Linked DNA regions of Homo sapiens: all the other regions are linked to region 2. Evidence: chromatin loops called from intact Hi-C (ENCODE). Cell type or tissue: PC-9. All regions are shown on one strand. Each heading gives the region's core, and the rest is flanking DNA. Links, peaks and the distances in the headings are about the cores only.

Region 1 (10,182 bases), core at 857-8,856, 210 kb after region 2:
AAGCTAGACTCTCCAGCCGGCCGCTCTGGTGTGGGGAGGGAGCGTCATCTCAAGGACACTGAAAAAGGCAGGTGGATGGTGCAGAAATGCGGAAGCCGCGGCCCCGGGCGGGCGGGAACCGGCCCGCTGCCCTCGCCCCGGGACGCCCCCGCTCCGCACCCTGCAGGCCCGGATCGCACCCGCACGCACCCCCGACCCCACTCCCGGCCCAGCCAGTGCTCGGCGCTGGCATGAAATTGGCTGCAGCCGTAATGAGTCCGCGCCGCGCGGAGGAGGCTGAGGGCCCACCAGGGAGTCCTGCGCGCCTCGTTTAGCTTGTTTATTGTTCAGGCCTAATTAAAACGTTCCACCGCGCTGCGTTTACATCCGCCCCCCACTAATGAATTCGCGGCCGCCGGGCGATTTCGGAAACTGCCGCGGCCGGAAGGGGGGTGGGAGGCGACAGGGCTGGGGAAAGAGTGAAGGAGAGGACACCCACGCACACCCCTTCCCACTGCCAAAGGAGCCATTAGATCTCTGGCGATTGGCTCCGAGGTCCGAGTGAGCGCCCCGAGCCCCAGCGCCCCCAACCCCTGCAGGCGTTGGGAGGTGCGGAAGGCCGGGCCGCAGGGCTCAGAGGAGGGGCGGCGGGAGGGAGGCCAGGAGAGAGTGTGTGTGTGTGTCCTGTGCGTGCGGAGGCCTGTGGGCCAGGAGGGTATTGCGCGTGGGCACACCTGCTCCGTGAAGCGTGTCCGCGGAGCAGCCTGTGTGCGCAGGAGTGAGTGTGTGCGTGTGTGTGTGTGTGAGTGTCCGTCCCTTTGGCTGCTCATGTGCCTTTCTCCTCCACAGGGACAGTCTGCGCGGGGCTTACAATGTTCTTGTTTCTCCCGCCGTAGCTGTTTGCCGTTTTGCTGTTTGCCTCCTTGTCACGACCTCAGCGACGGCAGATGGAGCCAGTGGAGGGAGAGAGACAGACGGCAATGCTTGGGTAGCCAGGGCTCCCTGCCGGCCCCACTCCTCCTGCAGACACGAGCACGCACACACACACGCGCGCAAAACACACACGCTGCCCTTCGCCACACGTAGCCAAGTAAAATACACAAAAAGCAACTGAGATACCATTCGCACATGACCACATGGAAACACACAAATGAACAAACGCATTCAGGCATAGCCACATGCCAGTCACACAGATGGATAGACAAGAGCCTGGGGTACAAAGCCACATGGCACAAAGCCACCTGGATGTATATGCCCCTACACACGCACACAGAAAAAAACATGCAAACTTAAGTACACACCTATCCAGACAAGTGTGAGTGCACACACACACACACTCACACACTCTACCTGACACGTTAGTGCATCCCCATTGGGCCCCAGTTTCTCTCAGCAAATTCAGATCACCCAGCCTGACTTCAAAACCTGCCCCCTTCCATTCCCCTTCATGCTGGTTCCTGAATCCAGCTCGTTGCTCCAGGCTAGCAAAGCTGTCCACAGCCTCATTTGTGGTTTGCTCACCTGCCTCAGCACCATCAGCCAGAGGTACTCCTGCTCTTCTCCTAATCTATTGCATGCCCTGTTGGGTTTCTCTTTGCACACCTCTCTAACTCCCCCACTCCTAGCAGCCTTCCCTGATGAACTAACTGGCTTGGATTCTGAATTTGCCCTAGTCATTTGCACTTGTTGATCTTTGCTGTGGTGAATGTCAACGGGGTAACTTTGCACCTATAAACATAATGTTGGCAGGGAGGATGACTGTAAGATCCCCAAGGCCAGCACCACTGTGCCCAAGATCATCAGATGCCAGGCCTCATCCCTCCAGTGCCAGGTTGTGAATGCTCCTGGGAACATTACTGCCCAGTTTTAATAGACAGAAAAATGAAACTGGCCCTCAAGCAGCCACTGGAAGATCTCCTTCTGTCATATCTTGCAAGGTTCCCCTTCAGGATTGCCTTTCAGAGCCACTTTGGAGGAGGGCACACCCTCCTCTATGTCTTCCCATTTTCACCTTCTTTTTAACTGGAAATACTGCTCCCCAGCTGGGTCCTCACCTGACTCTCCAGCCTTGATTGCTAACACTTAGGCTGTTTTCAAAAATTAGATCTACCCCTAAAGGATACAAATTTGCCTCTGGTGCAGATGCTCAGAGCTATACTGCAGGCTCTAAAGGTGATCCCCAAAGAGAAATTGCCAGGAATGACCCAGGCACCTGCAGCAGTTGCTGAAACCTGCTATGTTAAAGGAGATAGCATGCATTGGAATAGGTTCTTTGTACTTAAAGAAAATGACAGGGTCACCCTAAAAAAAAAGAAAGAAAGAAAAACTCATTGATTGCCTCCCCAACTCACTGCAGGGTTGTTTCATCAGGTAAACATGATGCTGGGTTGATTCCAGCCCAGCATCTCCAGGTAGATAGGTGCCCTGCCTGCCTTCCCTCCCCATTTCCCCTTAGTCTGCCTCCCTCTCAACAGCCCCCTCTCTCTCCGTGCCCCTCTCGCCCTCCTGCAGTTAGAGGCACTCTCTGCTCCCTGTCTTTTATATATATATATACACACACACACACACACTTCTTGCCTCCATCATATTTCTTTCTCCACCTCTGTCTTTCTCTGACTGTCCTCTGCCAATTTCTCTACTCCCTTTTTCAATATCATTTTCTCTCCCCTTGATCTCTGCTGGGGCTCTGCCATTCTTTTTCTTTCTCAGTCTTTCTCTAACTTCCATCTTTCTTCTGTTCTCTCCCCTACACCCCACCATAACTGCTCCAAGCTGTCCATGCAGAGGGAGGGTGTGTGGCTGTCTGGTTCAGCACCAGACAACTCTGGCATTTTGAAGAGCTTGGAATTGCCAGGTTCCTGCTCACACACACACACAACACACACACACCCATACACACTCACACATATAGGCCTCCCCGCCCACCTGAGTCCCAGGCCCTGGAAGGCCAGCAGAGCCCTCAACCCAGAATCCCCATCTCACCCCCTGCAACCTCTACCTGACCCTTCTTACTGCCTCCCCACCATCACTCTCATTTCCTTTCTCCTTGGAAACCCATCTTCTCCCTCCCCTTCTCTGCTTCTCTCAGTCTACTGATACATTCTGGTATATTATCGGCCCTGGCCCTGGCCCTGGTCCTGGCCCTGGGTCAGTGTGCCTTTGGCTCGGGGTACATGGCTTTCAGTTTCTCCCTGGGCCTGGGACCTTCTCATGCCTCTGTGTCCGTGACTGCTCTGCTATGGCTGGTTTCTGGGTGGCTCTGGCCTTGTGTGAGTCTTCGATCTTTCTGTCTGCTCTCTGGATGCTCCTCTGTCTTGGCTCTGTCCTGTCTCTAGGTCTGTCTCTCCTCTGTCTTTCCCTTTCCACTCGGCAGTGTCTCTGTTCCCTCTGTCCGTCTCTCTTCATCTCCAGAGTGCTGGGACCCACTCTGCCTTATGGGTCCCACTCTGTCCATCTTGGCTTCAATTTACTGGGTCTTTCTGTCCCTGTCTGTGTGTCCGTCATCTCCCCCCTTCTCTGCCTCTTTTCCTGCCCCGCAGTGTTGGGGATGGAGTTGGGGGGGCGCTGGCGCGGAGGGCTTGGAGAGGGAAGAGGGCGGGCGGCCCTTTGTGTGGAAGATTGACGGCCCGCGGTGCAGCCTCCGCAGCGCTGATTAGGATGCAGCGCGGTCTCTGACTGCAGCATTCTCCTCCTCATCGAACATTCTCCACACTCCAAATGGAGATCCCCTCCCTGCCTGCTCCCCTGGCCTCTCGGGATAGTATGGCTTACCACTGCCCCCAACCCAGTTCCTCCACTGGGAGCCACTGGAAATTCTGGGAGGGCACCCAAGGGCCCCCTCTCCCACCCAGATATCTACATGTCTTGTACATTCTAAGAGAAAAGGAATGAGGAGAGGTGGGAAGCCGACTGGAGGAGCTTTACTGGAAGGGGGTGTGGGAAGGTCACAAACTGCTTGGGAGAGTTGTCTCCACATCCCCAGCCCGGCAGCACCTTGCACCCCTCAGACACACATGGAGCAACAAGTGCAGGGAGATGTGGCAGGTCTCAAAACACAGGAAGGGGAGCAGGAAATAGGTGGAGTGCGTCTTTTATCCCCTCATAGCACCTGTAGACCTACCCTGTACATAGTAAGTCCCCAGTAAAATGGTCAGCTCCTATTTTATCAGTTCTCCCCAAATCAGTGCCTAAATCAGTGGAACTCAATTCCTTTTAATATGCCTCCCGACCCACCACCCCCAGTAACTCAGTATCTGGCCCCTGGACAATATCCCCAGCTACACCTGCCAAGCATCCCAGTAATCATCAAATCTCAGCTCCAAATCCCAGTCATTCCAACCACGACTTATCCAGCATCTGCCTTGTGTCCCTGCCCCTTCCTCTTCCTCTTCCTCTCCCTCCCTTGCCCACCCCCACGGAGCTTGGCCCACTGGGTTTCTCCCCCAAAGACAGGCAATCACTAATGAGCATTGAGTGCAGGGAGGGGAGGGCCAAGGGCAGCCTGGTGGGTGGGAGGGGATTCCAAAGCTAGCAAATAACGAGCCCTGTCAGCATCTGTCAAATATGCCATCTCCCTCCATCATGCCTGCCTCCTGCCTCCTGGCTCCTGCCAATCCATCTCCCTGCCGACACTGACGGACTGCGCTCAGGTGCAACTTCCAAGAAGCCCAGAAGCACAATGCCTGGTCTGCTCCAGATCCATTTTCTCCAGGAATGTCACCAGACCCTGATTTTAAAACTCTGAGTGACCCTAGGAATACAGGGTTGTAGGCTGAAACCCAAAGAGGAAGAAGAGAAATTGCCCTCTGTTCAATCTCGGCCCCTTGTCTCCACTATCCACTTTCCAAAACCAGAACTTAAAACTTCAGGCAAAGGTATAGAGTGTTAAATCTCCGGAAGACCTTCCCAGCTTTGAAGAGGTTGTGAATGCCTCCAAAACTAGGGAAACTGTTGGGGGAAAGCTGCGGCTAGAAACCCAAGATCGCTTCTTGTAATATACGCAATTTCCACCAGGGGGCGAGGAACGCGGCTCTGCGGAGGAGCGGAATCTTCTCAGCAGCGATCTGCGAAGGGCTCAGCGGCCACAGGAGGGCGGCAGAGAACAGCGCTCCCTACAGATCCAGACGTCGGCCCTGGATGCTGTCTGGAATCCAGGCAAGGCCAGGCTGGGCTGCCCTAGGCCGGGGACGTCTTTAGCTCGAGCAAAAACCCATGAATTTCAGAATTCAGGAATCCTTGCATCCCTTCTCAAGCTCTCTAGTCCCTGAAATGCCATCGCCCTCCTCAGCCTCCCTTCCATTTCTCGTTCTCCTAGCACTGGGGCTGCTGGCACAGAAGGACCCTGTGGCTTTTCCTTCATGGTATAGCAGATGACACCCACGCTCCTCCGTGACATTCCCTAGGGTCCCAGCTGATAACTGGAGCTAGAACTAGAACCCACGACTTCTTGGTTCTCTGCGCAGGGGTCTTCCCATTGTGTCAGCTGCAGCTCCTGAAATAAAACCATACCCTACAGGCCACAACCAGACAGCATCTCAAATCCCTGGCTTAAACAATCAATGCCAAAGCTACTGTGTTCCATATGTTTACATATGGAACTGGTGCATACAAGACTGTTAACCCAGGACACAGATGTGTGCTGTAGCTACCTGGCTGTGCACCCCTCATCCTCAGGTACATGGCCCTCTGTCCCTTCTCTTCCTACTTTCTGAACTGCAAAAGAAGCTTCTCTTCATTTATAATTTGGCCTTTTCACTGGAGTTCCAGAAACTCCTCAAAGCTGTAGACACAGAAGCCCTTTCCCAGTTCTAACCTTGGTCCATCTTACCACAGCCCTTTACACCTGGAGGAGAGGGCCTGCACGTGATCTTCAGCTCTCTCTTCCCAGGCATCCCCTCAGCTGGTCCCACCACTGCTTCTTGCCTCTCCCGTCCCTCTGCTGACCAACCCATGCCTCCTCCAGATTCTTCTTGCTGCCACTGGTTCTCCTTTCATCTCAAAAGCTGAGCCACCCAGGGAGGTAGGCATAGAAAAGAGAAAGGAAGAAAGGTAGGAGGGATTGGGAAGAAAATCTGTCTACAAGCCAGAAGAGGACTCTGTCCCTGCCCCCTTTACTCTCAGCTGGTAAGTTCTACTTACAGTCTGACCTCAGTCCTCTGGCTAGTCCTCATTTTATCTACTCTCCTTGAAGCTAAAGAGCTAGAGAAGCTGAGAGTAAATGAGGAGAAATGGATCCAATTGTGTCGGGGGTATATGTGCAAGCTTGTGCACTGATGGCCTGAGTGTGTGTATACACTTGCATCACACACCACCCCTTCCCCATTGCCCCCCCACACACACGTATTCCATGCCATCCCCAATCTAGGATTCCTCCTATAAAACAAGAGGAGAAAAACATCCCAACCTCTCAAACACCTTATTCTAACTTTCATCCTCCAGGGGAAACCTAAAAAGACAACACCCTCCCCCTCTGTTTCCCCCCTTCCCATGTCCTTGTCCACTCTGGTTTTTGAGATTTCTTCTTAAACCGCATGGGGTGCAGCCCCTACACACCTTCCCCAGAATCCAGGAGGCACCAGAGTCTTGTCCCTGCAAAGGACTGAGACAAACGCCAATCACGTCGGGGCCTCTTGCAGTGCCCATTCTGCTATGAATTCCCAAGGTCAAAACCATTCTGGTGTTATTAAAAACATAAATGTTGCATACCAGGCAGCGGGGGGAAAAATTATAAGGCAGCCAGATGAGAGGGAGATGGAGGGGCCAGTAATTGTCTTCGTCTTCCCAGAGTCAAGCTCCACAGGGCTGGAGCCGCACACAGAACATTGCTTTTTAATTTAACTCAGTAAGGTCAGTGGCAGCAAATGAGGCAGGGGAGGAATGGCACCTCAGAGGGAGGGCGCCGGGACCTGCAGAGCCGAGGCTCCTGGCCAAGATCTCCAAGAACTGCCAGGGGAAGCAGAGAGAGAATGGCAGGGAGGATTTGGTGACCCTTGGCTCACCAGAGAAGGGAGCTGGACTGAGGGGGAGTGATATAGGAGCTCCAAGAATCATTATAAGAGCTTCTGAGAGCCTGGGATTTAAGTGGAAAGAAAGAAAAACACTTCAGAAGGACTCTTAAGTGAGACCAGAAGGCCTGATAGAGACAAATACCCCCATCTTCACTCTCCCCAATACCCACTCTACAGAGGAGAATAACAAGGCTCATGGTTGGAACTCAGAAGTTCCGCTTTCCCCCAGTACCTATGAATCCTGGAGCCCAAGTGGAGAGAATTCTCCAGTGAGGTGGGCCACTCTGTCGCATCCCCTTCATCTCCAAGGATCCAAGGGGGCAGGGGAGAGGAAGATGGCAGGAGAAACTGTGGCAGAGCCGCCCTCCCTCAGAACCTTCCTCATCTTCCCCACTTTCTTAGGGTCCCAGCTTCCCATCTGCAGCTCTGATAGCTGCATGGTGGTTCTCTCCATTTCCAGTGCTATAGGAAGAATTGGAGTTAGACTAGAGAAGGGACTTCCCAGATCAGCATCTTGGTCATAGGCACAACCCAGGATTGGGTAGAAAGGCTAAGGAACCTAGGATTTTCTGAATAGGACCAATGAACTGAGCATGATGGGATTAAGGAGCCTGGAGAAGGTGGGAGACTCACTGACTGGGGGTGGAGAGGAGCTATGAAAAAGCCGTGCAACAGTCACAGGCAGAGCATCCAAATACACTTTGGGACTTACAGGAACTTCTGCAGATCAGACCTCAGCTCCTTCTGCTTCAGTTTCAGGCTGTTGCCCTTTTAGGGTTTTTGTTTTTGTTTTTGTTTTTGTTTTAGGGAAGGAGGATTAGAACAATAGGTTTGAGACTGAAGGACAGTGTTTTAATTCTCTGTCTCCATCCTTAAGTGTCCTTGCTACTTGGCAGGTTTCTACTTCCCTGTCAGTCAGGAATTAGGAGACCCCAATGTCAATTTGGAAATCTGAGGTTTGCTACCCTCATAATGTACACCTCTGCCATCATCTCCTCCTCCCTCTCCAGAAGATCCCACTTTCAGCGCAGGGACCCCAATCCTGCAGTTCTCCGTATCTGCCACAAGGTGGCAGCCAAAGCATCGATTGATCCAGAGCTAGACCTGGTGCCTCACTAGAGCCAGGACCCATTCTCCACTCACCCCTTCCCCACCTGGGGGCTGCCAACCCCGAAGGACCCAGGAAAGGAGAAACGTTCTGGAAGGACTCCAGCTCTTCGGATAAATGGGCTGGGTGAGGATTGGGAGGGAGAAGGAAAGGGAAGGTGCAAGGGAAACCGGAGAAACACAAACCGGAGAAACACGAACCTGGAAGTGGGGGAGCAGGCAGTCAGGTGCGGTGAGAAGCCCAAGTTGAGAATCACAGAGGGGCTGCCTGCCGCTGCCCACACCACACCCAGCGCCCCAGGGGCTCCAGCACAGCAGCCTAGAGCTGTTAACTTGCCCAGAGGCAACCAGAGCAGAAGTACCAGGAGCTGGGGTTGGGGGAGCCTACACCAGAGTAAGCCACCAAGATCCGGTCAGGGAAAGGGTCTGCGCCACCTCCTCCTCCTCAGTATGAGACCATGAGACCCAACGGGACTCCGTTATCCCTGCCATTCCCAGAAAACATTAAACAGGGAAGGGTTCAGTCAATCTCCCCTGCAGCACTGATTCTCCTGGTGCGGGAAGAGGGTCCTGGAAGACAGGAAAGAAGAAAGAAGGCAGATCCCTAGAGAGAAGAAAAACAGCCCTGCTCACAGGGAGGTGCCAGTATGTGGGGAACAGGCAAGATAACAGGAAGAGGCCTGCAAGCACCTTGGCAGTGGTTTCGAAAGGAAACATTTGGGATCCGGAACCAGGAGGATCAGTCAAGGAGGGCTTCCTAGAGGAGGACAGTATGGGACAATCTTGTAAAATGCTGAGAGGCTGGTCTGGAAAAAGGAGAGAGATAGTTCAGGCTGAAGACAGACTATATGTATGAAACTATTTGGGGTCAGGGGACGACTAAATACGTGGATGGCTGCTCAGGTGGAGCTTAGAGACCACACCACCCTGCAGCGGGAGAATGGGGAGTTGAAGGAACAGGCATGGTGCATGTGAGGCAATGAGGCCTCAAGACCCAGCTGGCACAGCTGGGCAGCACCTGGGCCTAGCTGAATATCCTCCCTCTCCCCGACCCCCACATAGCCAGGAGAATAAGAACAGAATATAGGATCCTCCAAACAGGGCACAAGAAGGACTCCTAGACCAGGAGTCAGGGGCCTGGGTTTTTCAGAAGCAGCTACTGCATAACAGGGGACACTGGGTAAATCTTCCCCCCTCTGAGGACTCTGGCTGCTGTCTGTACAGGCTGAAACTGATGCTCTCTGACCTCCCTTTTCTGAGACTGTCCTGTTGATGACTGCCCTCCTCCCAAAGAATGATCTGACTCATCTGTGACCTGCCAGGCTTTAGTCCTCCTTCTCTCAGTGTCCCTATACTCCAGACACACTCCTCCATCCAGAAGAAATTATTCCATTTCTGTGGTGGAGGGATGGAGGTGCAAGGCCCCAGTTTCACGAACTTAGCCTGGGCCTATTGGGCATCAAACATGACAAAGAGGATCTGAAGTTAGACTCAAGGAAGAACTTCCCAACACAAGTGGCCTGAAAACCTCAGCTTGTGTGAAGTGCATTAAGAATATATACTAGTGGCCGGCCAGGCACGGTGGCTCACACCTGTAATCCCAGCACTTTGGGAGGCCGAGGCAGGCAGATTATGAGGTCAGGAATTTGAGACCGACCAGCCTGACCAACATGGTGAAACCCCATCTCTACTAGAAATACAAAAATTAACCGGGCATGGTGGCGTGTGCCTGTAATCCCAACTACTCAGGAGGCTGAGGCAGGAGAATCGCTTGAACCCGGGAGGCAGAGGTTGCAGTGAGCCAAGATGGTGCCACTGCACTCCAGCCTGGGCAACAGAGTGAGACTCTGTGTCAAAAAAAAAAAAAGAAAGAAAAAGAAAAAGAAAGAAAGAAAGAAGTAATATATACCAATGGCGTCCAAGAGACCAGGAAACTGTTTTGGACCTCTGAATAGTGCCAATGAGACAGAGAGAAGTTTTGACTGTGGTTATGGTCCTCCTAGTTAGAAGGTTGCACATAAAGACTTCTGGGGGCCGGGCGCAGTGGCTCACGCCTGTAATCCCAGCACTTTGGGAGGCCAACGCAGGC
Region 2 (10,182 bases), core at 759-8,758:
AATAGGAGAATTACACTACAGAGAGCTGGGGAGGCAGCTAGGGGAAGGGCAACTATCCACAGGGACTACACTAGGTACCAGCGACAGACACAGAGAACAAGACACAGATTGACAGAGAACCTCACAGAAGTCAAGTTTAAAGCAAATGGAAAGAGAATATTGCATATCTTTGTCCCCTCACTCCTTTTAGAGTGTTCTGGTCCCTCTTCATTATTAGATTGGGAATCAGGTTAGTCTGGAGTGGTAGAGCTCAAATCCAGCACCCTAGAGCCCAGAGGTCACAGGAAGGGCTGCATAAAGGGGGTACAGTGGGTGACCAGTCAAGGTGGGGAGTGCTTCATGCCCAGGGGAAGACCACAGGAGACTGCAGACAGCTGGAATGGTGGTAATTTGGGGGAACTTGTACATGGGTGAAGCAAGTATGTGTGGATGGGGAATTGTCAGGTGTCAGATACCCAGCGGGGGATGGAGGCATGTGATTTTATCTCCATTCTGCTGGGCCATGTGGGGATTATGAGGCTGCCTGCTTGCGAGTGCACTAGGGAGAGTGGGGTGGGCCCAGTGCTGTGCTGGGCTCAGCTGTGTGTATGTGTTTGCCTTTGCCTCTGCCTGTACAGAAGCTGTGTGCTGGTGGGAGAGTAAAAAGCTCGGTGGATTGCCTTTGGAGAGTTTGTTAGGGGAGACTCTCCCCATATGGGAAACACTCCAAGCCAGCAGGCCAGTTTCACACTGTCCAGGCTGCAGTTAACTCCCATCAGTGCCCTGCTTCTCACCCCTCTTGCTCCTGGAAAGGGCCGGACAGCAGATGGGAGGCTGGGGGACTCTTGGGGAGAAGGATAAAAATGAAGTACAGAAAGGTTGATGGTTCTCTCACTGCTCCTCTCTTCCAAGCCAGCCCAGCGTCTACTGGGCTGGGGCTGGGGTCTGAAGGAGTCTGGATGAAAGTCCTTCCCACTCAGAGAAGCCATTCTCAGACCTCCAATGGGTTCTAGGGCTGTGCCCCTCCCTCTGCTCTGGTCCATGTGCTAGGCTGTGGAGGTTTGCAGGCCAGGAGGCGGAGGCAGCCCTTCTGAAGACAAAGGGCAATGTTGGGGGGCGGGCGAGGAAGAGAGAAGGGAGTTGGGTGGGGGGCTGGAGCGCCCCCCTCCTTCATTCTCACGGGCCTGGGAAACTGGGGCTGAGTGGGACCTCAATGGCTGGTAGCCCCTTTAAGGGTGAATTCTCCTCCCGCCTCGTAAATTACGCTGGTCCACCCTCTGGCCGGCCCGTGAGGCAGTGACCGTGAACGCCAGCGGGGAAGGGAGAATCAGAGGCCTCGGCTGTGGCTGTCAGAAATTCTCCCGGCCAATCAGTGTGGTGCTCCGTAGCCCCATCTACAGCCTCTTGCACTTTCTTTCTGGAGAGCCAGCTGGGGACCTCTGGGGTGGCTACTGAACCTGAGGCTGTGTCCCCTGGGCTCTCAGGTCCCTGCTTGCTGCATCAGGCCTGCAGCCACCGCAGGCAACGGAGGAGTGGATGGCAGCACACCTATGAACAGACATTCGCCCGGTGCGGGCAGCGGGATCAGGAGAGGGCTGGGGACCAGGACACTGTTCTGGTCCTAGAGGGAACATGAGGCTGATAGTCCTTGTCCACAGCCCGGCCAGCCAAATGCCCAAGCTTCTGCCCACTGGGTGTCCTGGGGGACCCAGACCCAAGCAGACTCTGGTTCTTGCTAATCATTTTCTCACAAACCACACTTCCTCCTTGGTTCCCCACTTCCTCCAGCCCTACCAGAGACACCTGACTCCCTCAGCTCTCTCCGCTGACCCTCCACCCTCCTCTCTCTTCCCAGCCTCTTCTAACCCCAGGAACTGTGAGGTTGAGGTGCCTTGGTTCCACTGGCCCTGCTCTTTGCTCCTGACGGCAAAGAGAATTAAGACCATGGAAGGGAAGTAGAGGAAGGGGACATCTGGGCCGCTGCTTCTCCAGATCCTCAGCGGAGGTGCAGTGCCCCAGTCCTGCCTCAAATAAACCAGCCCGCAGCACCTCAGCCTTCCTGCCCCTGCCAACCGCAGGCAGCTGCCGGCTTCTGCTCTCCCTGGCTAGGTTTCTTCCCTTCTCTCTGGGACCTGGCAGGGTGTTTTGGGTGTGTATGGGAGGGAACCACGAACAAAACAGACAAGAGGATATCCAGGGAGGGCCTGCCAGAGACGCCTGGCGTTCTAAGTGGGGACTGTGTTCTAGGCGGCGCCCTCTTTTGCTCTCTGCCAGGGACAGGCTCAGTCTGGGGCTGGCGCCCGTGTCCTGCACCTTAAAAGAAGGAGAGAGCTTGCTCCCTCAACAGAAGTCTTTTCTTTTTCATTCTCCGGTTCTGAAACCAGATCTTGACCTGCTGGTCACTAAGATTCAAGCGGTCTGAGAGTTCCCTCCGGCGCTGGCGTGTGATGAACTCGTTGACCAGAAACTCGCCCTCCAGCTCTGCCAGTTGCAACTTCGAATAGGGCTTGCGCTTCTTCCGAGAGCGGCTGTTGATCGGGTACCAGGGCGCGCCTGGGTGGAGATGAATGGCAGGGGTTGGCCAAAGGATCAAAGGGTGACCAGTCCAGTGCCCTTGGCCCTTCCCCAGACCCTTTCACCTTCGCCTCACAGCTGGACTCCAGGCCCTTTCTCTCCCTTCTCCTTGCCGCCAGTCATCTGAATCGTCTTTTCTACCCAGACCCACATCCCCACCAACTCCCCCACTTTCTTTACTCTTTTTTTTCCTTTCATTCTTTGCTCTTACCTCCTCAACCCTACCTCCTGCTGCACTATTCATGACCCTTCTAAGTCCCTATCCCCTCCTTTTTTCCCAAACCTCTCCCCAATTTTCTTCTTCCCTATTTCCTGGTCCCTTCCTCTCACATCCTTCAGGACTGGATCCCGGATCAGTTACAACAGATATGGGCGAATGGCAGAGTAAACGCATCCACTGGCATTTCTTTCGAAATGTAAGTAATGGGGTCTGTGGGAAGGTGGAGGGAGAGGCGCCTGGGAGAACTAGGGCCGGGCTTTCTGTCCCCACCTCCTCACCCCCAGGCCTGGGGAGTCCCCGTCAGGATCCCCCAACTCCGGAATCCCTGCCGCCTCCAGCCGCAGGCAGACGAAAAAGGAACACTCTCCATTTCTTTTGTGGGGATGTTTACATGTTTATAGGCTCCCCCCACCCGCACTTCATTTTATAAGAAGCTCTTCCTCGCCACACATTCTGTCACCCTGGGCGTCCCTAGCTCAGTCCTGTTCTGCCCGCCCTGGTAAGAGGTCGGGTTTGAATCCGCCGCTTGAGTGGCCGGGGTCCTTACCGCTGGCCGAGAGCCCGCCGCCGGGGTTCAACGGCGATACCAAGCTGCCGGGGTCGCCTGCGCCGGCGCCCTTGTTGCCCTCGTTGAGCAGGGACGAACTGGAGTCGGATTCCAGCGACTGGCAGGAGGGCGGGTCGTGCGGAGGTCCTGCGCCGCCGCCGCCGTCGCCACCGCCGCCGCCCGCCGCGTAGTCGTACTTGAAGCCGAGCGCAGGCGGCCCCGACGGCTCCAGCGGGAGCAGCGCTGCCCCGGGCCCGGCTCCCGGGTCGCGCCCGCGCTCCTCACGCTTCAGGCCCCCGCCGCCACCCTCGGCGCACGGCTCGCGGTAGTAACCCTTGCCGTCCTCCACGCGCGCCAGCTCGCACGTGCGGCCGAAGGGAGGGTTGAGAGACACTGGGCTGCCGAGGTAGGGCTGCGGGTAGCCATTGCACGGCTCCGCCGACGGCCAGGACAGGGAGCACACGTTGTCGCGGCGTGGGTAGGACAGCGAAGGCAGCCCGGGAAGCTGCGCCCCGGACGCGCGGAAGTTGGGGAAGTAGAAGGTGTCTCCCGTGTGGATGTTTACCAGCGGCCCCACAAACCCGGGATTCAGGAGATTATGCTCGCCCATTTCCGCGGGGCCCGACCGGCAGCTTCTACTTTATTGCTATCTGACATTAAACATAGTTAAATCTGCACCAGTCACCCATTGGCCGCCCCACTCACGTGGGCACGGCCGCCAGGGGGAGGGGTGGGGACAACCGATCCCCCCCCCCCACCATCCCATCCCGCACTCTAACTTCCCCCTTCCCCAATCCTGGGGGTGAGTGGGGTAACAAAGGGCGGGGGCAGGTTTATTTGCTGAACTGATTTTCTAAAACAATGTATATAACCTAACGCAGAGAGTAAAGCAATTGCCCAACACGGGGCAAAAGGGAAAAAACACACACCAAAAAATGCCCGCATATATACACCCCTATAACCTGCACCCCCCCCCATATATTATCTTATCGCCAACAGCTGGCCAAGCACAGCCTGTCCCTCTTTAATTAGCTTCTTTATTAACTAAAACCGTTGGAATTTACAATATCTCCTCAATAAATTACTATTAGATATTGTGTCATATAAAGTTTACTGACTGTTTAAGGAGACGGATGAGCCCTTTGGCTCGGGGTTTATTTACAGTAGAGGCGAAGTGGGGGTAAGGACAGGTTTCCCTGCCGTTATCTCTTCCCGCCCCAGCTGCTGCTGCACACTTCTTTATCAGCTCTTTATCCTCAGGAATTTGGAGAGACATTTGGAGTCCTCTTCCCCAATACTCAAGGATAATTGATAATGCCGGGTTTTCCTCTGGAGCCGGGAGCCACCCAGCCTCACACCTCCACTCACGGCTAGAGGAAGGATGCGGAAGGGAGGTAGAGAATGCAGCAAAAGGAGGTGCCTAGCTCCACATGGACCTGCCTGCCTGCTCCTGAAAATCTGGGGGCGAACTACTCTTCTGCTGTCATTTCCGGGGAACTGAGGAGCTTCTGGGGGCCTCCTGGAGTCTTTGCAGTGGGAAGCTTTGGACCCCTAACAGGGCTTGACTGGGCTGAGAGGGGCCTAATTCTCACTGCGGAGGAGACAACTGCACCCCAGAACCGGCCAAGCCTGCCCCTGGGACCATCAGATAGCAGTGCAGAGGCCCGCAGTAGGTTGCCTCCTGAGGGGGCTAGGATTGAGGGAAAAAACCCTTGAAGAATTATCTTATTGGGGGGTGAAATTATATTTATGGTGCAAACTCAGAAGCTCCCTCCAGAGAAGGCCGAGAAGCAATGCTGGCCATTGGTGAGATAATCAACATCTGCAAAACCACAATCCGATCTCAACTAGGTCCACAGAACACAGCCAAGCGGATTAAAAAGAAAGACAAAATAAAACTCCCCCAAACCAGATGTATCCTTTTGGGGTCTAATAGAAAAAACACTCGAATTTCCATGTGATTATTTCGAGCTTCTAACCAATGCATGGCTTAAGTAATACAGGGTTGGATAAATAGTTCAGTAAACGTCTAAATACGAAAAAATACCAGAAGATTGAAAGAAAATTGGAGACAGAGATTCGGAGAGAATGAGAAAGAAACCCATTTAGGTGAAAGTTAAATATCAGAGAAAGCCTGAGAATAAGCCAAAGCTGCAAAAGCAGATCGAAGCAGAGAAGATTCTCCCTTTTTTTCCTCTCCCTCCCCTCTCTCCTCTGCAGGACGCGGCAGAGAGAAACGCAGATTCTTTGAATTCCACCGCTCCCCGGGCGATTTCATATCCCAAACCGTAGCTGCTCACTCCGACAGAAATGTGTCCCCGCGGGCGCCGCCCTGCCCGGAGCAGTTCGAAGCTCGCAGCTCGGTGCCTGTCCCTTGCCCTGCTTGGCCGGTTCCCCTTCCCCGCCCCTGCTTGCCTAGCTGCCCGGCCTGGTCCAGCCCCTCCCGCCCCCAGGAGCCGGCCCCGCGTTAGGCGCACTTGTCGGAACTTAGGGCAAGCCATGGGCTGCAAACCCGAAGCCGCCACCTTCAGTTAGAGCCGGTGGCGCCAAGGAATGAGCAGGAGACTCAGCCTGGATTGGCCTTTTTGTGCCTAACTGATAAGGGGCTGGGAGGCTACGGAGAGGAGCATCTCTCAGCTGCAAATTCCAGGTCACAGCATCTGTAACATCTTATTTCCCCTTCTCAAGATACATTGATGAGCGCCATTGAAATTTTAGTTTTTAAAAAACATTTTATTTGAGGGTTAATTTGGTCATAAAGATAAACAGGGTGTGACATTAATATTGCTGTTGATTTCAATCAGAACATCGTGCGGGCAGCTAGGTCTGCGCCCAGGCTCTCCAGGCCTCTGCGCTCAGCCGCTATTGTTGGTGTGAGGGATGCCGAGCTGGGCTTTGCCAAATAATCACTAGCCTTTGAGGGGTGGAGTATTCTCCTCATTCTCTTTTCCCTTCCCAGATAATTCCAATCTCCTAGAAGAGGGACCCCAAGAGGAAGGTCTCAGCCTCTCCCCATTCCCTCCACCCCAGCAGGCAACTCCCAGGCCGGGAGCTCTGCTCGCTGCCCTCCCAGGCCAGGCCGCTGAGCGTGAGGAGCAGCGGCCACAGGGCGGCGGATGCAACGCAGGAGAAATGAAGATTGGGTGAAGGCGTCCTTCTTCCAGGCACGCATTTCTTCTAGCCTGATTTAGCCTCATCAAAGAGGGCCGTTTTCCCCAGGTTTTGGATTCGGCGGGCAAAGAAGCACGCACAAACCCCTCTTTCTTCTTTGCAGCTGACCCTGATTCCTCTCAGGGAGAGCTGTCGACAACCACTAGCAAAATTCGCATCCCCGGTGTCCTGCTCCCTGAGACCCACCGGGAACCTAGGGGTTTTCAGGACTCTGGCAAGGACCCAGGTAATCTAAGCGTCCAGCCTTCCGGTGCACCACCGAGGCTCCGTTTGTGGTTAAGGAACCCCGCGACACACGCAACTCAGGCACCCGTTTTTTAACCGGGCTCGGACAAAAATGCAGCTCCCAGTCTGGGTCCCCGGGGCCGGCGGGAGGCTCGGGTGAGACGCTTAAAATCTAAATCCAGCCTCGGCGAGAGCTGTTCGCCGGGAGCAGGCTGGGGCTGGGCGAGGGACTCGCATCCCAAGGAGTCGGGGCAGCCGTGTCTAGCCGGGCTTAACCCGCCGGCACTTCGCTGACCATGCGCAAAACTATAGGTGGTCAGGCCGAGGCACCCAAACCGTGGAGCGATTGGTGCGAACTCTCCCGTACATTTATCAGATCACAAGGCTAGAGCGGTGGCCTGCCTGCTGGCCCCTGGGCCACTGGCTCCCGCCGCAGCTGGCCAGGCTCTACTAAGCCTCGCTCATTAACTCGGGGTTAATTAAAGCTGAAAGCAAGGATGTGGTCCAAGGCTTTCCTTGAAGACCAAGGCAGCCTGTGTCCCTCAGCTCGTCCTCCAGCTGGATGCCCCGCCGCCTCTCTCACACCTTCTCTGTGCCTCCATCCCTCCTGCATCCTAGCAGCCTCCACTGCGGCTGAGCCCAGCGAAAGGAGTTAATTATAAAATCTACGCTGATTCTGGTGGGAGAGGCAACGTGGCTGCTGGCGGCTTAGACCGCGGGGAATCGGCTGTGAGTGACTGCGTTTTGGCTCCCCCGCCGACCCGTGGTCGGGAGTGATTCCGCGCAGTGCTGCCTTACCCCTGGTCTGTCCAGAGGCCGCAGCGGCCCAGTTCAAGGTCACTGTCTAGTTTGCAGAAAGCGGTTCTGCCTCGTATGCAAATTAGGCCGGGACTCAGCACCAGCAGGGGTGTGAGCAGGGATTTGGCCGGCGGAGAGAAGGGAAGATGAGAAGGGGGCTGAGTGGGAGGGCCTGCCCCCTTCCCTGCCCCCCGCCCAACCCTGCAGCCCTGTCTGCCTTGCCCCTTCGGGGCAACTTAGGCTTGGGACCTGACTTTTGTCGGGTTCAAACAAGGCTGGGGGGTAGAGTAGGGAGCTCAGTCTCCTATTTCATGGCTTCCAGGCTCCTTCAGGGGTTGGGGCCCACCTGGCTCCCAGCCCTCCCTGCCGGTGCCCGGGAGGTAAAGAGCAGATTGGGAAATCCCTTCCCCAGGTGCTGCTTTCTAGGGATTTGCAGCCTGGAGGAGGGAGGCTTGTAGGAACGCTCAGTGACGGAGCCCAGTAAGGCTTTTAGGCTCAGGCAAGTAGCCTGGGGCCAACGGAGCCCCTACCTTCTCCAGTTCTCCCGCGGCTTCTCTAGTCCTCTGTCACCAAAAGATTCCAGCCCGATTGCCTCTCAGAAAATGCGGGGGAAGTGAGAGCCCCCAGGCAAGGACATCTGGGAGGCCATCTCTCCACCCCAACCTGAGCATCCCTAAATGGACCACCTTCCCCCGTTTTGTGTTTCCTTCGGTGGCGCGCTAACAGTTAAATAGGGCCGCAGCTCTGACATTTTCCCCCTCCACCAGCAGAGGATCTCCTCCACCTAGTGAATTACTGAGTGTCAGGGAAGGTGTGGGAACCAAGTTAAAAAAAAAAATCACATCAAATGCCACACCCATAGCCGCCTGCAATGCAACAGTGAATCGTCTCCACCGACCTCTAAGCTGGGTGGGGGTGAGGACTACCCGGTGTGCCCTCACCCCTCGGCCTCCTTTTCTGGCTTTGACCCTGTCCACTGGCCCGGCCCAGCTCTGGGGAGGAGCTGAGATCTGCTTAGGGTCTGCTGAGCACCGCTACACAACTGCTTTCCAAACCTGGGGCCCCAGTTCCGGGCAGAGGAAGGGGCTTGGGCAGATTGGGGTGGGAGCAATGGGCCCCACCAGGAGGCAGGTGGGGGTGGGGAATGGACTACCAACCCCGGGGCTCGCTAGGCTGGGAGAGCGCGGACAGGAACAAGGGTCCACTTACCTTTGGAGACAGAAGAGGTTCATAAGGGTGAGGGATAGGAATTCTCAGCCTCTAGAAGCCTTCTGGATTCCCCGTCCCCAGGCCCGTGCGCCGGCCTCGCCAAGGTATCAGAGAAGGGCGGGGCGGGGGGAGGTGGAGAAAGCGGCCAGCGGCAGGCGCGCGGGAGCGGAGTTGCCAGAGCATCTCTGGAGAGGCCGCCTTTTATGGGCGTTATTAGCGCCCTTGTCTAGACTGGAGACGACACCTCCTCTGTGTGTAAACAGAGGCGGCGGGCTCCTGCGGGAAGGGGGATGGCGCGTCAAGGGGGCAAGCAGCCCTCCCCTTCGCTGGCCACCGGAAGATCAAGGCCTTTTCCACCCCTCCCCCCCCTTCCCTGTGCTCCCTGTGATGTCAAGGTCAGAAAGACCTAGTCACGGTCAAGGCTAAAAGAGGAAGAGCCTGGTTGGTTTTGAAAAGGCTCTGGCCCCCTCCTCCTCCTCCCAGAAGTCCCTAGCTCCCCAGGGCCCCTCAATTCTCCACCAGTGCAGGTCTAGATATACATCTGCCTGAACCACTCTTGGAGTTTTCTTGGGGGTGGGCTCCAATACCACCCAACACAGATCCCAGCAGATCCTAGGGTGGGGAGTTCTCTTTTGAACAGATGGAGCCACTGAAGGGGCTGCCTGCCGCATGGACCCCACCTCCAATAGGAGGGCTGTTCAGAGAGATAGCGGCTGCCCCAGGGGCCTGCCCCTGCCTTGCACCCACACTGGCCTACTGTCCCCACATTGCTCACCCAGCCGCCTGTGGATCAACCCCAGGAGCAGATGGTCTCTGGAGCAGACAGTCATGGAGGGATCTGCGGAAAGAACTGCTGCCCTTGTTCTCTCAGTTGGGTTCCGGCTGTGGGACTGCTGGCTGAAAGGCCCATTCTGCTGGGCCTCTGTCTGGAGACTAAGATGTGGGTGGGGAAGGGTTTTTCCCCCAAGCTCAGCAAAGAATCTCTTGAAGCCCTCTCTGGCAGCCCCGGAGAGTGACCACTAGATGGAGAGTCCTGTGAGGCCCTTGGCTGCCTGGGCCTCCCAGCTCTGGCCTAGGGAGATAGGGGAAGTGGGGAGTACCATCAGATTATGAGAAAGATAGCAGGAGTCTCAGCCCCTCTGTGTGTCTGCGTTTCCTCACAGAGGTTTCACCAGCAATTCAGATCACCCTGTACCCCCGGTATCCTCATATTTGCCTTCACACTTAGTCTTACTTTTAACACAAACACTAGGAGGCTGGCCTTGGAGAGAAAGACATATTAGAGACATGACTAAGAGATGAACTATCTCATAGAGTCCCCAAAGACAATGCCAATTCTTGGGAGAAGGAAAGGTAAGAAATCAACACAACCAGAGTTGTGTTAAAGAAGAAATCCTTATTCAGGGAAAGAATAATATATTTCACAAATGTGCCTCCCCGAAACACATGCTCACACACA
Region 3 (10,182 bases), core at 1,015-9,014, 180 kb after region 2:
GGTGCTTAAAGAAATACAGAGAAAGGCCAGAGAACATGAAGCCAGCTTGTATGAATTCCATCATGCCCCTGGCTCCCTCCTTCCCTCCCTTCTACTCCCTGTGTTTCTCTCATTCTCTGAGCTCTTTCCAAACTCCAAAACAAAAGTTCCATCCCAAGTAGCCAAGAAGAACTCATGTCGAATCCAACAATCCGCCCACTACATTGAAGGCTGTCTTGTTTTCCCAGCCAACCCCACCCACTCTCCTTCATCCTGAAGGTCATTGTGTTCATTCCTCTGTCTCTAAGAAGGGCACTACCCTCACTCAGGACCTTTCCTTTTCAAAACATTTTTCCAAGGAAGTAAGTTCCACTGGTTCCCGTGCTGGGGTGCTAACAATCTTGCCAATCCGGAAGTTTGGCCTCATGGCTCCTGCTGAACAACTTCAAATAGAGTGTGGACACAAAGTGCTCTCCTAGAAACTTGATAAACGTTCACGAGAGGAAAGCAATGGAGCTGCTACATAATTATTTCAGGTCTCAAAGCTTCCAAGAAGTGGACTTTAAAATGCAACATCTCCTAGAGATTATATCAATCTCTTTGCTTGTAAATACAACTCCTTTCCTGATCCCAAATTATATAAGTTTGCTCTTCCTTAAAATTTCCAGAGAATGAAAACTCTGGAGCCAGTCAAACCAATGTCTCAAAAAAAAAAAGAAAAAGAAAAAAAAGTAAAGGTTTCTGGATATCTAAGCTTTCCCAGAGTTTCCAAAGCCCTGACTCAAGTACCTCTGCAATTATGGTTGGAGGCAATCAGAAATACAAGAGTAGAGGCTTTGTGTTCAAGGTGACCGCTTTAAATAATAATAACCATGGCGTACGCAGTGCACCAACAGCTCTAAATGCAAACAGTTCAAAACACGTAAGAAAAGGTAAACTGTATAAAAGCCATCATGAACACAGGGTCTGAGTTATATATCCAAGGTCTAGAAGAAATTAGTTAAGGCCAAACAAAAAACAGAATCTTCTCATATTCTCTTTCTGTGTGTGCCTTCTCTAGAAGTCTATGTCTAGTCATGGTCCCTTATTCATTCATTCAACAAATATTTACCGGTCCTCAACTATTCAGCACTGGGGATACAGCAATTAAAACACACACACAAAAAAATCCCTCCACTCAAGTCACTTACATTCCAGCAAGAAGAAGCAAACAACAACAAGTAGTAAGAATACATATTGTGTTAGGCCGGGCGCAGTGGCTCACGCCTGTAATCCCAGCACTTTGGGAGGCTGAGGCGGGTGGATCACGAGGTCAGGAGATCGAGACCATCCTGGCTAACACGGTGAAACCCTGTCTCTACTAAAAATACAAAAAAATTAGCCAGGTGTGGTGGCGGGCACCTGTAATCCCAGCTACTCGGGAGGCTGAGGTAGGAGAATGGCGTGAACCCAGGAGGCAGAGCTTGCGGTGAGCCGAGATCATGCCACTGCACTCCAGCCTGGGTGACAGAGCAAGACTCCATCTCAAAAAAAAAAAAAAAAACAGAATATATATTGTGTTAGATTGTGGTTTGTGCTGTAAAGTAAAGCAAGTAAAGGTTAGGATGTGATCAGGATGGGAGTTGAGATTTTAAAACAAGTGGTCCAAGAAGGCCTTGCTGAGATGACACTTCACCAGCAGCCAGGAGCAGGTGCAGGAAAAAGCAATGGTGCAGATCTCTGAGAAGTGCAAATATAAAGACTCTGGCCATTGTTTATAGTGGTAAAATGTACATAACATAAAATTTACCATTTTAACTGTTTTTAAATGTGGCATTAGGCCAGGCATGGTGGCTCACACCTGTAATCCCAGCACTTTGGGAGGCCAAGGCGGGCAGATCTTCTGAGACCAGGAGTTTGAGACCAGCAAACATGGCAAAACCTCATCTCTACAAAAAATAGAAAAATTAGCCAGATGTGGTGGCAAGCGCCTGTAATCCCAGCTACTCAGGAGGCTGAAGTGGGAGAATAACCTGAGCCTTGGGAGGTCAAGTCTGCAGTGAGCTGTGATCATGCCACTGCACTCCAGCCTGGTGACAGAGCAAGACCTTGTCTCTAAAAAAGTAAAAATAAAAGTATATAAGGCAGGGCGCAGTGACTCACGCTTGTAATCCCAGCACTTTGGGAGGCCAAGGCAAGTGGATCACAAGGTCAAGAGATTGAGACCATCCTGGCCAACATGGTAAAACCCCATCTTTACTAAAAATACAAAAATTAGCTGGGCGTGGTGGCAGGCACCTGTAGTCCCGGCTACTTGGGAGGCTGAGGCAGAAGAATTGCTTGAACCCAGGAGGCGGAGGTTGCAGTGAGGCAAGATCGTGCCACTGCACTCCAGCCTGGGCAACAGAGTGAGACTGCGTCTCATAAATAAATAAATGCAGCATTAAATACATTCACATGAGGGTCAATCATCGTCACCATCCACCTCCAAACCTTTGCCATCTTACCCAACTAAAACTCTGTGCCCATTAAACATTAAATTCCCATTCCCTCCTGCTCCCATTCCTTAGAAACCACCACTTTACTTTCTGTCTGTATGAATTTGACTATTCTGGGTACCTCATATAAATAGAATCATACAATATTTGTCTGCTTGTGTCTGGCTTATTTTATTTAGCATAACGTCTTCAAGAGTATCCGTGTTGTAGCGTGTATTAGAATTTTCTTCCTTTTTTAGAGTGACTAATATTTCTCTCTATGTATATACCACATTTTGTTTATCTGTTTGTTTGTCTATCTATCAATAGATGCTTGGGTTGCCTCTCCCTTTTGGCTATTCTGAATAATGTTACTATGAACGTGGGTGTACATATATCAATTTGAGTCCCTGCTTTCATTTCTTTTGGATATATTCCCAGAGGTGGAATTTCTGGGTCATATGGTAATTCTAAGTTTACTTTTTTAGGAATCACCAATTTACTGTTTTCCACGGTGGCTGCACCATTTTACTTGCCAACCAGCAGTACACAAAGGTTCCAATTTCTCCACATTCTCGCCAACACTTGCTATTTTCTGTTTTTTTAATAATAGCCATCCTGATGGGTGTGGAATGGCACCTGACCATCTTGGGCTGGCACAGAGTGAGATAGGAAGAAGTAGTCGGGGATGAGGTCAGAGAGAAATCAGGAGGCCGGATCATTCATGGCGGGCCATAGAGTCACTGTGAGGACTTTGACTTTCACACTGGGTATCATGGAAACCCTAGATGAAGTGGCAGTTTTGCATATTGGCTACTGATTGTCATGTTCTTTGAACTAAGTATTTGGTTCTCAAACTATGGAACAGGCCTCCTCCAGAGTTTAAAAATACAGCATAGAAATGGGTTCTGCAGAGTTCTCCACAGACATCTCATGGTTCTGACAAAAAAGTGAGAGCTAAACAAGCTGAGGCCCTCTCCCACCAGCCTCCCTCTCCAGATGCCATATACCCACCCATGGAAGAGTAACATGATGGATTACTTTCATCCAGATTGTTCACTTCATGGATTATCTTTAGCCAGGATTCAATCACTTAAAAAAAATAATAATCTTCGTCTCATTCACTATTTTGGATTATCTCCTCCATTTTTCTTGGTAACCAAGAGCCGATATGGAGATGAAGGATACTTTTTCCCAGAAACTGGTGAAATTAAGGACTGCAAAGACAAAGGCAGGTAGATTCTCAGAAAAGGGGCAGGAGCAATGTGAATCAGGCACTCACCAGCCTTGCAAAATTAAATAGATGAATTCAGTCCCAAGCCCTGGATGCCTCAGCAAGGATTGTCAGAAATGTCTGAGATGATCAGAGCTAGGGAGAGAAAGGGCCCCAAAGGGAAGCCTGAAAACACATTTTTGAGAGGCAGAGAGTACCTCTCATAACCTCACTTCCCCCAGGCAACAGGGATGAAAGCTTCTACATCAAAATGAGAAGTCCAAGGAGTTATAGATTTTCTCAACAATAAATAATCTGGAGAGAATGGCCTCCCAACCACCGTTTATAAATGCTAGAAAATACACACTTGTGTGTGGTGAGGGCAGGGGGGTGGAAAGTGGAGAAAGAGAGAATTATGGAGTTGTCCCCTCTGGGAGAGGAGGAGGGCCAGAAATCAATTTTCACTGTGGCATTCTTAGGATTCAAATGGGGGCTAGGAGAGGGAAGTATGGTCAAATCTGGGAACCTAAATGACTAATTTTTCTCAGTAAGCAAACAGGCCAGGTACTCTAGGATTCTGTGTGTTATTTTTCCTTCCATCTGAGGACCACCTTGTTCATCCCCCTGTCTCTACACAGTATGAACACCACCACCACTCGCCCTGGGTAAACAGAAACTCCGTGGCTTCCCTCAGGCCATAGTCCCTCCCTCATATTCCCTTCTCGGTGGTCTCATTAAAGAAGTCTTGGGTTACCCTTTTCAGCCCAAAGATTTATAATAAAAATGAAACTAGGATTTAGGAGAAGGCTGCTCTTCTCTCTCTCTTCAGGTAGAAAAATAATGGACCTACATGGCAGTGAAAGTTTTAGGTCATTCATTCATTCATTCAATAAGTATTAAGCACCTACTATATGCCAGTCGCTGTGCTTGGTGCTAAGAACACAACAGGCAGGGGAAAGACATGTTCCCTGTCTACGTGGCACTGTCTTTAAAAATGTTCTTATCTAATCCAAAAGTGCCAGAAACGCCTAATCTGAATCTAATGATGAAAATAATCCGTCAAATTTAGACCCAGTGACTTTCTACAAAACAACTGACCAGTACTCTTCAAAACTGTGAATGCTATGAACAACAGGCTAAGGAATGATTCCAGATTAAAGGAGAATAAAGAGGCATGATAACAAAATACAGTGCATAAACTTCAATTGGATCAGGGCTAGGGAGAAACATTTCACTATAAAACAAATTATTCAGCTAGCGCAGTGGCTCACACCTGTAATCCTAGCACTTTGTGAGGCCAAGGAGGGCAGATCACTTGAGCCCAGGAGTCTGAGACCAGCCTAGGCAAGATGGTGAAACCCTGCCTCTATAAAAAAAAAAAAAAAATTAGTCTGGCATGGTGGCATGTGCCAGTAGTCCCAGTTGCTTGGGAGGCTGAGGCAGGAGGTTCACCAGAGCCCAGGAGGTAGAGGCTGCAGTGAGCTGTGATCATGCCACTTGCACTCCAGCCTGGGCAATAGAGTGACACCCTGTCTCAAAAAAAAATCAGTGGACAATTAGCAAAATTTGAATAGGCACTGCTTTACATATGTGTGTATATATACACACATATATATATATGAGAGAGAAGGGGAGAGCACACAAATGTGGCAAAATATTAGCAATTTGTCAATCTTGGTGAAAAATGAATGGGTATTAATTACACTATTTTACAACTTTTCTGTAGGTTAATATTTTTCAAATTAAAAGGTTGGGAGGAAAACAAGAATATTCCAACAGTAAAGGTTATGGATTTTTCTTCTCTGAATAATCTTATAAACAAACTTGCCATCATTTTTTTATTGGAAGGAAATCCTATCCAGATGATCTAGCCCTGAATCAAGAACTCTAGATCAGAGAGGTGGGTGGGAAGATAGAACTCCTTTGTCTCTGATTTACAACCAAAATTGTCAGCAAGTAAAAATGCCTGGAATGAAACCACAACCTTGACTCATGTTAGTATGGTTATAAAAAGTACATACTGTTATTGCCATTTTGTGGGACTAACACAAATTAATAAATCAGAGCTCTAGGCTTGAATGCTAAGAAGCATTGGGGAAGATGTGCAGAGGCTGGAGACAGAGCAAAATATCTGTCAAATGGCATGCCAGGGATAGAATTATGTGCAAGAATTAGAGTTACGTGGAAAGAGGGGTGAAAGGAACCAGAATGTGTTGAGCTGCAAGCAAGGTTCATATGCTATTTCATTTAACCCCTATTTACTCCATGACAGAAGTATTATTCTTTGATCTTGAAGATGAAGAGAGGTTAAATAACTTTTTCAAGATCATATAGCCAGTAAAAAGAAGAGTTAGAATTTGAACATGGTTCTTCATGAAGTCAAAGCCCATGTTCTTCCTACTGTGGCACCCAGTCTCCACAAAGAACAAGGAGTCTAAGGGCATGGCTATTAAAAGAGGATTTGAACCAGTTCTTACCCTTATGCCCAGGTCATCCCCTGCCAATGTCTTCTCTTTCCTCCCACATAGACACTGATAGGCCAGAGCTGGAAGCAGAGAAATCATTAAATCTGAAAGTTCCATCTTAACCATTTCCTGCTAAAATTCTAATCCAATCAGGTGCCAAAATTCTCCAGACAATCTTTTTAGATGCCAAGAAAGGAGATTCCAAAGCATCCCTGTAACTATTCCAATAGTTCATAGACACAATTTTACATCTAATTATAATTCCTACTCCCACAACTTTAACCCATTGGCTTTTGCTTGATTTTTAGTGGAAAATACAGGATAAAAGATCTCTAGATGCCAAACATAAGTAACCCCTCTGAGACTTCTTCCATCACACTGTTCTTTCATCATATTCCAAATCTTGTCTACTCACTACCTCATTCTTGAGAGGAAAAAAACCATCTTCAGTGCAGGTTAGGAAGTGCTAGAGAAGGAAATGAAAGCTTGATTTTCACTGGCCAAAGGAAAATGGGGTGGTGGGAAGGGAAGCGGGTATTTTTTTTTTATGGTAGCCCAATGGCAGGAAAATGGTTGCAATTTCCCTGACAATCTACATACCTCCAGATTTGGCCTTCCCAAACCTCAGCAGTCACCTAAGGATTCCAGATGCTACCAGCACACACCGTTAGGAAACATCTGTCACGAAGAACAGCCCCAACTGGGACAAAGGAGAGTAGGAAGGCAGACGGTGCCAGTTTAATGAGGATGGTTTAACAAAACATCTTTTAAGCTTTCTAATTCACTTGGCCATTTGCTCCCCAGACTTGGCTGCCAATCAGAAGCAGACTGTGGGGGGATGCTTGCCAGAGAATGGCAATCCCTGATCCTTAACTCAGGAGAACCCAGTACCAGAAAAATGTCAGCTTGTCAGTCATTCTAAAATATGATTAACCCCATTCCAGAGCTAACAATTCATGGTGATACTGGGGAGAAGGACTTGAGCTACGTGAGGTTGCTCGGTCTGGTTTGGTTGTTCTTGACAGCCAGAGGCCTTACTTAGCAGAATATCAAAAACAGGTATTAGTGTGCCCCATGTCCATGTCTAGCTCTGAGCTCATGACAACTAGAGCATTTCTAATATTTATTAATCATTCATGGAAATAATCATAAAGACCAATGGATATCCGGCATCAACACTGATCTCTTAGCCTTTCTATTTTTAGATTGCCTCGTTCTTTTTTAAGGTTATTAAAGAATATGAACTTGAGATAAGAAATAATGAGTTTTCTCAACATGCTATCAGTATAGGAAAATCCATGAAGAAGATAAATTACTTTTCCATTTCAGTTTCCAAGGGAAGAAAGCCCCAGATATGGCCAAAGACAAGGGGATTGGCAAAGCAGCCTCAAAGCATCCTTATTTTATTCGGGGGCGTTGCATGAAAATTTGGATTAAACCTAAGGAATCTCAGCTGAAATCACTGGTTTCAGATATATATTTTCCAAGGCCTGAATTCAACCTAGCTGACATGCCATTTTTCCCACCAGAACTCTATCTAGTAGATTCCTACAGTTGGCAAAGACTGCATCCCAGCCTCCTGCTATACTCCCTGATCCACCCTCCTGGCCTTTAACGTTGGTAACTCTAAACAATGAGATCCTCACAGATCTCACTCAGATTCACCCCAGCAACCATCAGAGAGTGCTGCCCTTCTTTTTTTTTTTTTTTTTTTTTTTGAGACGGAGTCTCGCTCTGTCGCCCAGGCCGGACTGCGGACTGCAGTGGCGCAATCTCGGCTCACTGCAAGCTCTGCTTCCCGGGTTCACGCCATTCTCCTGCCTCAGCCTCCCGAGTAGCTGGGACTACAGGCGCCCGCCACCGCGCCCGGCTAATTTTTTGTATTTTTAGTAGAGACGGGGTTTCACCTTGTTAGCCAGGATGGTCTCGATCTTCTGACCTCATGATCCACCCGCCTCGGCCTCCCAAAGTGCTGGGATTACAGGCGTGAGCCACCACGCCCGGCCGAGTGCTGCCCTTCTTTAAAGCAGGCTACAGCCCTAAATCACATTCACCATGATTGCTGCATTGCAGCAGATAACTGAAGTGTGAGTGCCCTCTACCCTCCTTCTGGAAAATGACACGTTCTTCAAGGATTGAAAGCAACACACACACACACACACACACACACACACACACACACCCTACACCTTCTCCCTACCAGACCTGCAGTTTTCTGCTCTCTGTTAAATCCAAACTTTTAAGATTGTATTTCCAGATCTTTCTTTTCATTGTTCCCCTAACCGTTACTCTTATTATTAACCTTTTCTGTGGCTCTTTGCTTGAACAGGACCAATCTTTCCCCATATACGAACATCTTGCTATCATCACCTCAACCATCACATGGACAGTCCCTCTCTGCCTAGAACACCCTTTTTCCAAACTGTTCAACAAGACTCTCCTTCAGGAAGCATATCTAACCACACCTACAGATATCTGACCTCTCTGCTATGCCCTCTTTGCCTGCTCTCGTCCCCTCATTACTGTCCAGAGTTCTGTCCATTTGCTCCTAACTTGTTTCCTTGCTGCACTGCCAGTGTCTGTGCCTTGATTATGTGTCCAGCCTTCTCCATCAGACTGACCTCCTCTGCTCCCCGTTCCTTTGGATTGGTTGGCAGTGAATATGGGTCTCTTGCACAGGAGGTTTTAGGACAGAATGGCATAACTCACTGGCCTAGAACTTTGCACTGGGAAGACGCCTGGTTAGAGAAGAGGGTAGCAGTGGTAGATGGTTAGGTGCAGCGAAGTAGCACAGCTCTTGCCTGATGACACTTTCAGCTTGCCTCTTCTTCCCCAGCTGAAGCCTGAGGTATAGAGTTAACTGGCCACAGCCAAGGAAGCACCCCATGATCTACAGCCCAATGTGGTGACAACAGAGATAATGAAACAAGAATGCAGGTCCAAGTCTCTTCCACACCACAAAGTGAAAATGCAAAGGAAGTAACCCAAACTGGCTGGGACTAAGGACGTTATCTGTGACACTATTGGCTCCAGTGTCATCCCCTTGAAGTCCAATGACCAAATTGACAAACAATACAGTTTTATTACTTTCATTGCTTTAGTTAATTGTGAAAATAAGTCACCTAATACTTTGGCTTTAGGCAACCTGGTGTGATACTCAAACTGCAATAAAGAAATCTCAGCTTAGACTGCAGAAAGGAGGGGTGCTCCAATGATCAAATGGTTGAATATTGTTTAGAATAGGACTTTCATTTGTTTTGGGAGGATGGGGAAGTGTCCATGAAGTACTTTTATATTGTAAGCTCCTAGGAAAGAGAATTTTCTCTGTTTACTACCATTTGTCCTGTACTGTCTATAAATAAGTTCACAGATGCATTCTGTTTAGTTTGGATTGGGTCTACAGTGAGAAATTGGATGACCTCTATATGGTTTGATGTTTCCCTCAAGTGAATACCACTGAAAGTTTCTAAGTGACAAAGGCTGGATTCAAACTACTGAAAATCAGATTTCAACTAAGTGTAAGTGAATACAAAGACAAATTCCAAATTAGAAAATTCAAGCACCAAAATGATTCCTTTTGCAAAGGAATTCGAGCAAAAGCAATGTCTTTTTTCCCTAAATTATTACCACCACAACGACCACCAAATCACCACACACTCACACACAATGCAAGACAAATGGTGGCAAATAAAGAATTCCCCTCTTTGGGAGCTTACATTTAAGAGATTTTGTGGCTACTTCCCCACTCCTCAAAATAAGTAAAAGATATGTAAACCATGGACTGAAACGTATAATCCTCAATCAGAAATACACAGAAAAGTGTTTATATCAGAGGCAAGGGCATGCCAAGATCCCAGATGACATCATAGTTGACAGAAGATATGAGTGGGAAGGGCTTCATTTTCCAGTGTTGGCAAGATTAGGGAGTATCTTCCCTGCACCTCAGGTCAGTCTGAGAAACCTTCGTGGAAGAGGGGGTAATTGCTCCATATGGGGATTTGGTTTCCCTGGGAAACATCAGTTCAGTCTACATCTTCATGGTGGTGAGAAGCTTTGCTATGAGCCAATA

What was found. Peaks named below come from ENCODE experiments on the same cell type or tissue, not always from the same donor. Only the 100,000 strongest peaks of a DNase experiment are listed, where the experiment ranks them.
Region 1: it touches region 2 in a loop (4-fold over the local background); 2 of 110 quality-filtered maps call a loop at or near these places.
Region 3: a loop joins it to region 2, with 10 times the contacts of the local background. A loop is called at or near these places in 10 of 110 quality-filtered maps.

The regions. Positions count from the first base shown.
Region 1 is chr12:53,741,659-53,751,840 of GRCh38, reverse strand. CISTR (chondrogenesis-associated transcript) reads left to right here. Exons shown (of 3, transcript NR_186108.1): 1 at 1-67; 2 at 876-1,524; 3 at 4,993-5,504. The region is part of intron 1 of LOC105378250 (a long non-coding RNA gene); the gene reads right to left. Among named protein-coding and RNA genes, the nearest start is that of CISTR, 5.2 kb to the left of the region's middle. RefSeq lists a silencer at 13-282 and enhancers at 899-1,487, 3,048-3,575, 3,576-4,104, 7,806-8,352. In PC-9, for the core only: CTCF peaks have their summits at 4,808, 5,015 (motif pointing right), 7,835 and 8,035 (motif pointing right); DNase peaks (open chromatin) are centred at 5,040 and 8,080; H3K27me3 peaks cover 433 bases.
Region 2 is chr12:53,948,678-53,958,859 of GRCh38, reverse strand. HOXC12 (homeobox C12) reads right to left here and starts at 3,957. Exons shown (of 2, transcript NM_173860.3): 1 at 3,321-3,957; 2 at 1-2,532. The coding sequence starts at 3,930. The coding sequence ends at 2,294. It overlaps LOC105369775 (a long non-coding RNA gene), which reads left to right and starts at 2,433. Exons shown (of 3, transcript XR_944977.2): 1 at 2,433-2,518; 2 at 2,893-2,969; 3 at 4,581-5,475. RefSeq lists an enhancer at 6,731-7,318. In PC-9, for the core only: a CTCF peak has its summit at 8,223; a DNase peak (open chromatin) is centred at 5,639; H3K4me3 peaks cover 1,255 bases.
Region 3 is chr12:53,765,908-53,776,089 of GRCh38, reverse strand. All of the region lies in intron 1 of LOC105378250 (a long non-coding RNA gene), which reads right to left. Among named protein-coding and RNA genes, the nearest start is that of CISTR, 19 kb to the right of the region's middle. In PC-9, for the core only: a CTCF peak has its summit at 8,174; DNase peaks (open chromatin) are centred at 5,609 and 8,209; H3K27ac peaks cover 2,310 bases.